2 separate regions of the Mus musculus genome follow, and region 1 is linked to region 2. The links are chromatin loops, found by intact Hi-C in ENCODE. Cell type or tissue: gastrocnemius. All regions are shown on one strand. Links, peaks and the distances in the headings refer to the core of each region. The heading gives the core; the rest is flanking DNA. Region 1 holds the start of Gm30106 (a long non-coding RNA gene). Region 2 overlaps Mast4 (microtubule associated serine/threonine kinase family member 4).

Evidence for each region. A loop is a pair of places that touch in the nucleus more often than their neighbours do. Peaks named below come from ENCODE experiments on the same cell type or tissue, not always from the same donor. Only the 100,000 strongest peaks of a DNase experiment are listed, where the experiment ranks them.
Region 1: a loop joins it to region 2, with 2.9 times the contacts of the local background. A loop is called at or near these places in 12 of 42 quality-filtered maps.

The regions. Positions count from the first base shown.
Region 1 is chr13:102,907,689-102,913,071 of GRCm38, reverse strand. All of the region lies in intron 4 of Mast4 (microtubule associated serine/threonine kinase family member 4), which reads left to right. It overlaps Gm30106 (a long non-coding RNA gene), which reads right to left and starts at 5,270. Exons shown (of 4, transcript XR_382843.4): 1 at 1-5,270. In gastrocnemius, for the core only: a CTCF peak has its summit at 3,219 (motif pointing left); no DNase peak of the experiment used is centred there.
Region 2 is chr13:103,107,176-103,112,558 of GRCm38, reverse strand. The region is part of intron 3 of Mast4 (microtubule associated serine/threonine kinase family member 4); the gene reads left to right. Among named protein-coding and RNA genes, the nearest start is that of Gm30050, 13 kb to the right of the region's middle. In gastrocnemius, for the core only: a CTCF peak has its summit at 2,414 (motif pointing right); a DNase peak (open chromatin) is centred at 2,439; H3K4me3 peaks cover 422 bases.

The DNA.
Region 1 (5,383 bases), core at 207-5,206, 200 kb after region 2:
TTACACAAAGACTGCCTAGAGCAAATGGCTGCCGGGTTCCGTCTCGAGGCAGGGAAGGTCTGGTCTCGCTGTGTGTGTGAGCCTTCCTGTGTATGAGAAGAGGTCATTGACCTCAGAGAGTTGCCCTCTGTTCCGTGATTCTTTTGGTCGCCTGTTAGAGGTCTGTGTGATTTCGATTTGCTGATGTATATTCCAGACAGCTGTTTTAAAGTCGAGAAGCCTATCTGTCTTAGTTTTCTATTGCTGTGAAAAGATACTGTCGCCAAGGCAGCTTATAAATGGAAGCAGATGATTTGGGGGCTCAGTGTTCCAGACGGTTAGAGTCTATGACCATCATGGCAAGGAGCATGGCAGCAGGCAGGCAGGCAGGCAAAGTGTGCTGGAACTGTAGTGAGAACTTACATCTGATCCACAAACAAGAGACAGAAGAGGGCTCTTGGAACCTTTAAGCCTGACCCCAGTGACATATCCTCCAGCAAGGCCACACCTCCTAATCCTTCCCACACAATTCTCCCAACTGGGTACCAACGGTTTAAATATAGGAGCCTATGGAAGCCATTCTCGTTCAGATCACACCTCTCAGCTATGGATCGCCCAATAGCCTCCTTCTACCTCCTTTTCTATGTCCTTGCTCTCCTCTGGGGGGCAGAGGATGCTCTATCCATCTCATTTGTGGTCTTTTTCACAGGACCGTCCTCTGATTGACAGAGCAGAGAACTGCAAGGGTTTCCTTCCTAGAAGTGCTTCTCTGCCTGCTCTCCAGGCCTGACCCACCATGCTTATCCATCACACATGTCAAGAGGCTACTTTGAGTAGAAGTCCTCATTCCCCATCTCTGCCCATTCTCTTAGGTTCATGGGTGATACTTACTTTCTCCTATCTTTCTGCTCTTCTGCTTCTCCTAAGATCAGAATGTCTGTGGGACACATTGCATTCTCCTCCCATTTTTTGTCCCATCTCCGTTCTCCCGTCACCATTTAGAACATGTTCTTCACGCCAACCATGAGGATTATATAGCTCTCTGACGGACTATTAGGAAAGAGAAATTGACTCTTTGTCTTACCCAATAATTTTAGAACTCTGCATCTTACTTTATGATACTTCCCCACCCCCACCCCCACCCCCCACCCACCCCCACACACACCTTTTCCTAGGGTGATACAACCTGATTATTGTCTGCTATGGGTTTCTCCATTTAGATGTATCCCTACCAGTTCTTTATTGTTTATCTTTCTTATTTTTCTTTTTAATCATCAAAATCATACATGAGAATAAAGTTTAACCAACTAGGTTGCCTACTCTTCCCTGAAGAAAGAAGATATGGATCTATTACAGACATAAAGTATCTTCGACGATATTTTGAAAAATACCCCCAAAATCTGGTGAATTGTCCATACAATTTTTATTCTTGTTTGTCTTCTCTTTGTAAAAAGAAGTGCAATAGTTCCAGCACAAAAATATGGTATTACATACATATGAGCATAAGAAAGGTAGCTTTGAATTTCTAACAGTGAGTCATCTGCTCAAGTACATTTCTTTTATATATATTTTTTATTAGATATTTTCTTTATTTACATTTCAAATGCTGTCCAGAAGTCCCCCCCCACCCTGCTCCCCTAACCACCCACTCCCACTTCTTGGCCCTGGCGTACCCCTATACTGGGGCATATAAAGTTTGCAAGACCAAAGGGCCTCTCTTCCCAGTGATGGCCGACTAGGCCAACTTCTGCTTCTGTGCAGTAGCTGGATATAAAATTAACTTGTTTATCTTTCTTACAGTTGAGTATTGTAAGCATCCATTTGTTTAATAACATAAGAGAGTTTCTGTCTTCCAACTGTTCATTGTGTTTTTTGTTCTTCCTCCTGTATATAGCATCCTTTCTATTTTCTTTCTACATTTTTTCCTACATTTTATTTTGACCCCTCTTTGGTTCTATTTTTGTAGACTTTCTCATTTAGAAAAGTCAGTGTGCATATCAGACCTTTTTCCTTAAGTTCAGGAAAGAGTTTAGAAGCCGACCTAATGGACTTACAGATGTGAACCACCTTGAGCAATACTCGTTCATTTTTAGGTGCTGAACACAGGGGTAGGAATGAATCAAGAGAGTTTACAGCAGAATTGCCACTAGGCCAGGATCAGGTAGAGTCTTCATGGAAACTCTGCATCCTCCCTGGATGTAGATACACAGACACAGATTCTTAAACAGGGAGTTGAAAGCTACCCAGTCCTAACAACTTGGCCCAGAGAAATTAATCTCTATATAGTACACACAAATCTGTCCATAGATATTAGCTTTTTAATACTATTCTGTTTGGGCATGGGGCATCTGGAGGGAGAGTAAAAGATCTGTAAAAAGGACATTACGAAACATATGAGGGGAATGAGTTGCAAAGGATTAGACCTTCTGTTTTCTACCATTTTTTTTCCAGAGCTACCCTCCCAGTTGGGTGACAAACCTATCTTCCCATCCCACTTGCCTTCCTTGGAGAAGCAGTGACTGATATTGACATATTGATAAATGAATGAGCAGTCTGGATCCCAGACTATATCCACTGTTGTATTGGCTTAGTGGCTGTCCAATAAGTAGAACATCTTGCTGAGTGTCTGTGTGTTGGCCAAGACCAGCTATGTTCTAAGGCCTTCAAAGGCTCAGTTTCTTCTCAGTTCATCAGCTTTATGGCAACTGCAACTCAACTGTGCTTCCTCTCCTCTCTATATAATTATTTTGTCTGTAAGGAAATGTCAGTAATTCTGACAAATTCAATCCCATGTTTACCGACTGCCTTGCCTTCTGAATCATAGGTTACTAAATCAAGTCATACAGGTTAGAAGACAGGTTACACTTGAGTGTCACACCCACTCTTATCATCAGGGAGTGTGGGAATCTATCAAGTACTTGCTCTGTATTAGCTAATATATCGCTAGCTGTGTGTGTACTTTACCTAGTCTTACCTTTTCAGTGTGGGTAAATTCAGATCTTCCCAAACCTTTTCAGGGAAAATAATCCAATATATTTAGTTAAAATTAGTGTTGGGGTCTGGGAGGTGGCAGGCAGCACTTAAGAGCAAGTACCACTCTTTCAGAGGACCAGAATTTGGAGGTAGCACTTAAGAGCGTGTACCACTCTTTCAGAGGACCAGAATTTGGTTCCCAGCACGAATGTTGGGTTACTCATAGTGATCTGTGATTTCAGATCCTGGGTATCCAGAGCCCTCTTCTGGACTCTTTGAGTACCTGCACCCATATATGCACATTCATACTTTTAGATCACATAATTGTAAAAAGTCTTTGACATTAGCTATTAGCATCGGAAGGTTTCAGATATTCCTGAAAATGGAAAGCAGAGGTGGTGAAGAGGGAAAAGTAAAGGGTTGATTATATCAGTGGACCCATTTAAGTTGCTGCCATGCTTATAGGCAATGCCAACTAAATGAACTTTTTAGAAAGATTATGGAGGAGAGTTGGGAAGTAAAGACATCAGGTCTTACTTAAGCCCATTCAGAGCAGAATTCTCGCCCTATGTATATATCTTCACCCTCTGTGTATATGACTAAGCACTCCTCTTGGAAACTTGACTCCCCTTCCCACACCTTTTCCCTCTGTGGCTGCAACCCTAGTCGCATACAGTCTTTCTAATATTCCTGGTCAGCTAGTCAGCTATTTCTTATCCCTCAACTGCTCTCTTCTTTCATGGGGTAGATACCTGAATTCAAGATTTTTCTAGCACAATTTCAAATCCTCTCTCACAACCTTGATTGCTCTTCTATGGCACCCCTCTTCCTCAACAAGCTCAGGAAATCTTTGGTTTGTCTATGGGATGTAGAGAGGGTACTCAAAGGGGAGTTTTCCTTGTGTTTGCCTGTGATATTTCCTGAAGTCATGCTAGGACCTAAGAAATGTTTGTACTGATATCCTTGGTGACAAAGAGTTGTAAGAGAAAGCCTTCAGAATTTAATAACATTGTTGTAAGAATACTGAGAATTTAGGGTTCTGTGAGGGTATTGATGGATGTCTTCATACTGCTCAATCTTGTGTCTCATAAGAGAAAGAGTAGACGCTTAGTGGAAATGACTATTCAGCAAGCATCTTTAAAAATGTCTGTGTAAGTCTGAGCCTATTCAGTTCTGGAAATACAGAATACAGTATAATCTGGCCTTTGCCCTGAGAAACAGTCTCACAGGGAAGGCAGCAGTAAGCAGCCAAGTAAATACCACGTGGCTGCTATCTAGGAAGACCCTCTTTCAGAGCACTGGAGGGTACGGAACATGCTGGACTGCCCTTTCTCTCCAGGATGACATCATTGAGTGAAATGTTCTTTTAGATTCTTCATATTGTCAGCACTGACTCAGTACAGACATTACATGTACTGAGAGGTTTTAGATGGGTCATCTCATTTTCATTTTCATATGCCAACTCCCAGAGGTTGGTTCTGTTATGGACCAATATTATAATTAGGGAAAATAGGCAGAGATTAAATAACTTGCTTAAGGTTAGATTAAGTGTTGAGGCCAGAATCAAAGACAATATGACTCCTTTCTCAGAGGGAGACATGATCTAGAACAGTGACTCCCAACAAGAAGGCATTGGCAGTGTCTGCAGACATTTTTGATTGGCACCTCTGCTATCTAATGGAAAGAGTCTGGGATGTTGCCAAACATTTTCCAAAGTACAAGGAAGCCTGCAAACCAAAGGATGGCCCAGGCTACACAATCACTAGAGAGAAACTCAACGATTGCATGGGTTTCTTTACACTTCTCAGAGTGTACTTTATACCATTGAGAGTGGCCAGACATCTCTGGGTATTCATGAGGATCTTACAATCTGGGATCTTTTGAGATTCCAGAGACCAGTGATGTTCAAGCCTCCTAGACATGGGGCTAGAGAGATGGCTCAGCAGTCTAGAACACTTGTAGACTGAGTTCCCAGCACTCACATTTAGTGGTTCACAACTGTGTGTAATCTCAGTTTCAGGAGACAGGATGACTTCCTTGGGCCACTAGGGGGTACCTGTAAGCACACGGAGCACATGGTGGTGCACTTTAATCCAGGCAGAGGCAGGCGGATTTCTGAGTTCAAGGCCAGCCTGGTCTACAGTGTGAGTTCTAGGACAGCCAAGGCTACACAGAGAAACCCTGTCTCAAAAAAAAAAAAAAAAAAAAAAAAAAACAAAAAACAACAACAGCAACAAATAAAAAATAAAATAAAGAACATTAAAATTTTCTAACAAAAATTTTATAAGACAGAATGTGTGCGTGTGGACTCTGCATACTCCCACATGTGGCAAACCATCTCTACGTACTCTTCGATATAAAATAAAACCTGTATCCTGAGGCAATGGATGCTATAACATATTGTTTGGGGAACAAGAAAAGAGCCCACCCA
Region 2 (5,383 bases), core at 320-5,319:
TTGCTCTGAAACAACCTGTGTTTCTTTTGCTGTCAGAAGACAGCCTAAGTTACTAAGAGAATATAGAAATGTTTGTGAGATGGGAGCCAAGGCTGATCTAAGAAAGGGGGGCTAGGAGGGGGACCCTGAGACCTTGGGATAGAAAGTTTGCTATGGAGGGCAGCTTTTCTGTGTTGCCCTTGGGTGGAGCACAGAAGGCTGTCTGCTGTGGAATTTATTGACCATGCTTGGTTGCTTCCTGGTCCTCCCTCCAGGCCCTGCCTTTGCTGTTCTCCCGTTTCTGTCATGGTGAAGAAGTGTATTATCCGTACAGAGTTGGTACTGATGCGGCGGCATGGTAAGGGCTAAGCTGATGCATCTCTGGATAAAAGGCTGGAAGTGCCTGACTCCAAACTCCAAAACAGAAGAATGCTGTCAGCCAGAACAGACATAAAAAAGCACTTCCTGGAGATTTGATTTATTTTTGGCATTTAAAGAGGGTTTTTCTCTTTTTTTATTGGAAGTGCAATTCCTAAAAGACTGTTCTAGGGTCTCTATCTCAGTATGCATTTATTGACCTTTTAGCACCTTGTGGGGGGAACTTTTTATCTGAAGGTGCAAGGTTGAAAAGCCATTTCTGTTTAGAATGTATGCATTTTCTCAACTACCTACAGTATTACAGAAAAAAATGTACACAATTGGTGGATATCTGGGGGGAAATTCTATTCTTACACTCTGTAGGTCTGGAAAAAACGTAGGAACTAAAATGCTGGAAGTAAACACAGGCAAATGTGTTTTCTCTTCCCTTAAGGAAGCGAAGAGAAATCAAAGGAAGCAATTAGTTAGAATACCTTCCAAGGGCATTGAGGGGTGTGGGGAAGAGCTGAGGTACAGATTTCATTTGCTCCATTGCCCATGTTCTCTGTGCTCTCCCTCCCTCCCTCCCTCCTCCACCACATCTCTATCTGCCTCTGCCTGCCTGCCCCTGTTGCTCTTTTTCTCTGTGTGCATGTGTGCATACTCAGAGAGAGAGGGGGGAAGGGAGAGAGAGAGAGAGAGACAGAGAGAGAGAAAGAGACAGAGAGAGAGAGACAGAGAGAGAGAGTGTGTGCGCAAAACACTCATTCCTGCATATATTTACAGAGGCCAGAAGTTGACATCTGTGTCTCTCTTAATCACTGTCTGCCTTAATTTTTGAGACAGAGTTTCACTGAACCTGGGGTTAGCCGGCCAGTAAGCTCCTGGGATGACAGAAGTGAGCTATGTGTCTGGGGATCTGCACTCAAGTTCTCAGACTTGCACAGTAAACACTTCTTTGTAGACGGAGCCATTCCCAGCCTCCAGCCTCCTCGTTGGACTTCTTGTGCTATTTCGGCTCCCTAAAGGAAAGGACGGCAAAGACAGGACTTTCCTCTGGTCCTGCTGCTGAACCTTGCAGCACTCTTCTGTATTTCTGCTTCTAATTTACCGAAGTAAAAGATATAGGAGATCAGAGCCTAAGAATGCCCTTTGTGAAACTATTTATTTGGGCTTCAGAGGGTAGGGCTCCTCTGTGGTACAACTCCTTCTTTGCTTTACTAAGCCTGGATTCAGTGCTTAGTGTACACACACACATACACATCTCAGATCCAACCAATTGAACAAACAGCTTCTGTGAACCGAGTAGCACAGGGGGCAGTGTGTGTGTGTGTGTGTGTGTGTGTATGTTTTATCCACTGAGAGAAAAAATGGGTAGTTTGGAGTCTGAACATTGCTTTCTAGTAGCATGAAACAAACTGAGTCCATGGTATGCAGTGTTTAGAGGGAATATCAGGTGCACATGCATGTGATAAACACACAGTAGGCACTGAACACCATACTCTGCATTGCTTCCGCCAGCCCGTGCTTTGTTGGAAGGACATAGGGAACATTAGACGGACTATTGGAGGGTCTTAACCTGCCTTCCTGGGCTGTTTCCACTAACAACAGATCTCTGCCTTCTGATGCCAGGCCTGTGGGTTAAGATGGTAAACGTGTTTGGCAGTGACAGACCATGATGCTCCCCTCCCCTCCTCACCGTTCTGTCAATCTCTCCTGACAAGAGGATCCCCAGATAGATTTTTAGAGTTCCGAAATGTTGTCAGAGCTATGGGCAAAATTATGCAGCCACAGAACCTGTTCCTGAGAGCCTTGTACCTCCCTGACAGTACAGCCCTTGGGATAAAGCTAACAGGTGACGACTATGTCTTAATGCTGTGAGATCTGTGTACCGTAAGTACAAAGAGACAGTCACTTTTGTCCTGGTGTCCACATGCTCTGCCCTCTTGTGGGTCTTTACAGAAATGTAAACACACAAGGGATGTATTTTCACCTCGATTCATCTCTAGTAACTCATTTAAGCCAAGCATTTTTAAAAGGTGGTTGGTGAAAGAGCCACTGTGAAGTCAACCGATGCAGTGGTTACTTTTGTCCACAAGGTGGCGCATCGGCCGATAGCCTTTGTGGTGGATACAAGCCAAACTGTTGCTTTCCCTTTTAAAGGATCTCTGATGCATGTGAAAGAAAGGTGCACTCTGTTGGCAAGATGACTCACCAAGGCACTGTGACTCACAAGCCATAGGAGGAAAAACAGTCAGAGCACACGAAACCATTCGTGAGAAAGCCAATTGGATAATCTGAGATTAAAACGCTTTTTGACGTCACATGGAGATTTTCTCCGTGGTAGTTGGCCTCAGATCACTGCTGCAAAGGAGAAAAAGGTGTTCCTCTCGATAGTGTTTTGAGCTTTAGGGAATAATGTGTGGACGATGCTTTTGTATCCTGGGTTTCCGTGTTTGAGTTATCACCGAAAGGCTGTATATATTTGAGCTGGAGAAATCCCTTCCAGTAACTTAAAAGGAATTGGTGAAACATGCTAAGCGTACGCTCCTTTTGAAGGAGTAGACTTTATGTTACTGGATGCATTATCAATAACTCACTGCATGTGTAATCAAACACCACAGCTAAATAACTCCACGGTGGGAGTGTATTAGTTGTGGCTTTTATGGAAAAACCGGTCAAAGGTGTTTCGTTAGAAGCAAGCAGTAGACATTTACCTTTCTCCCTGCGAGTATCCCTCCTGGAAGTGGGGCAGTGAAATCACTGGCGTGCATTTTAAAACTTGTGCTTCAGGCCCAAATAAGGGTGCTCTCTAGACTTATTTCTAATCAATTTTTATATTTTGTTATATTTTCCCTGGAAAGAAACCTGCTTTTTTTTTTTCCATGATTCAGGGTGAAGAATCTACCGTAGAATCTGATTTAATCTGTTAGTATTATCCTCGGGTAAAACAGCCACGATGTCCCCATCCAGTTGTGTCCTGTATTCTGCAGAGGACAGTTAAAGAATACAATTAACAGGCCGCTCACAGATAGCCTTACCTGCCGTCTCTGAGGAGAGCTCTGACAGGATTTCAAGGTTGTCAGGAGAGGTATGAAATTGTCACCAGAGTCTGGTGGCTTTGGAGAGACCCGGAGAAAGGAAAGATGAAGTTTACATTTAATAATAGAGCTGTGTAGTGTGGGTAGGAAGGGCAGAGAGGGCAGGGTGGCCCCACTCCAGTGACCTTGGGTCTGAGAGGAAGGAACGTGCAGAGAAAGTTTTGCCTTCCTGTGGCAATACTAGTCTTCAGGAGATGAGAGCCACCTTTTCCTATGGCCACAGGCCCCATGCGCCTCCTCCTTGCTGTTTCTCTCAGCCACGCCCCTTTTCTCGAGTGTTATGGTCACTCCCGAAGGTGATTGACAGATAGTGAGAGGGTCTTGAAGGCACTGAATCTTTTTTTTTTTTTTTTTTTTGGGGGTGTGGGCACTATTTCTTTTTTTTTTAATTTTTTATTAGGTATTTAGCTCATTTACATTTCCAATGCTATACCAAAAGTCCCCCATACCCACCCACCCCCACTCCCCTACCCACCCACTCCCCCTTTTTGGCCCTGGAGTTCCCCTGTACTGGGGCATATAAACTTTGCGTGTCCAATGGGCCTCTCTTTCCAGTGATGGCCAACTAGGCCATCTTTTGATACATATGCAGCTAGAGTCAAGAGCTCCGGGGTACTGGTTAGTTCATAATGTTGTTCTACCTATAGGGTTGCAGATCCCTTTAGCTCCTTGGGTACTTTCTCTAGCTCCTCCATTGGGAGCCCTGTGATCCATCCAATAGTTGACTGTGAGCATCCACTTCTGTGTTTGCTAGGCCCCGGCATAGTCTCACAAGAGACAGCTACATCTGGGTCCTTTCGATAAAATCTTGCTAGTGTATGCAATGGTGTCAGCGTTTGGATGCTGATTATGGGGTGAATCCCTGGATATGGCAGTCTCTACATGGTCCATCCTTTCATCTCAGCTCCAAACTTTGTCTCTGTAACTCCTTCCAAGGGTGTTTTGTTCCCACTTCTAAGGAGGGGCATAGTGTCCACACTTCAGTCTTCATTTTTCTTGAGTTTCATGTGTTTAAGAAATTGATTCTTATATCTTGGGTATCCTAGGTTTTGGGCTAATATCCACTTATCAGTGAGTACATATTGTGTGAGTTCCTTTGTGAATGTGTTACCTCACTCAGGATGATGCCCTCCAGGTCCATCCATTTGGCTAGGAATTTCATAAATTCATTCTTTTTAATAGCTGAGTAGTACTCCATTGTGTAGATGTACCACATTTTCTGTATCCATTCCTCTGTTGAGGGGCATCTGGGTTCTTTCCAGCTTCTGGCTATTATAAATAAGGCTGCTATGAACATAGTGGAGCATGTGTCCTTCTTACCAGTTGGGGCATCTTCTGGATATAGAAGGCACTGAATCTTAATCTGCACGAGTATTAAAAGTAGAACAAAGTTGTTTCCTGCAAATCTAGCCGGCAGGAGAATGGCCGAATAATGTAACCTTTAGTTCTGTGGTCCTTGTAAGTGTATCCAAGTTCAGGGTGACCTGTAGTTAGAGATTATGACCCACTGTGCCCCACCTGCTTGTTACATTTTATCACTGCCCTGCTCTTGTACCACTGTTCTGCTGATGTGGCATGCTTCCAGACCCTCCCCACATCCTTTTTGCCTCACTGAGAGTTTCTCTTTCCTTTTCCTATGACCTGTATACACTCTACACTCCCCTGGGAGTGTCAGAAACCGCTAATGCTTGGTCCTTCCCCAGAGGATGATGGCTCAGTTGGCCTTGGTGTGGCCTTAGCCTCGTGGATTTATAAAAGGTGCGTCTGTGGTCCCGAATCTCTGCTGCTGACTGGTTTACCTCTCATGCCAAACCCTTCCTTGCTCTCAGCCCGCTCACCCAACATCCTCACTCTGCATTAAAGCAGCAGTGCACCCTGCAATACTGACCTCTCTCTCTCTTCACTTCCTCCCTTTCATTTATTTATTCAGTGTCTTAGAACCGGAG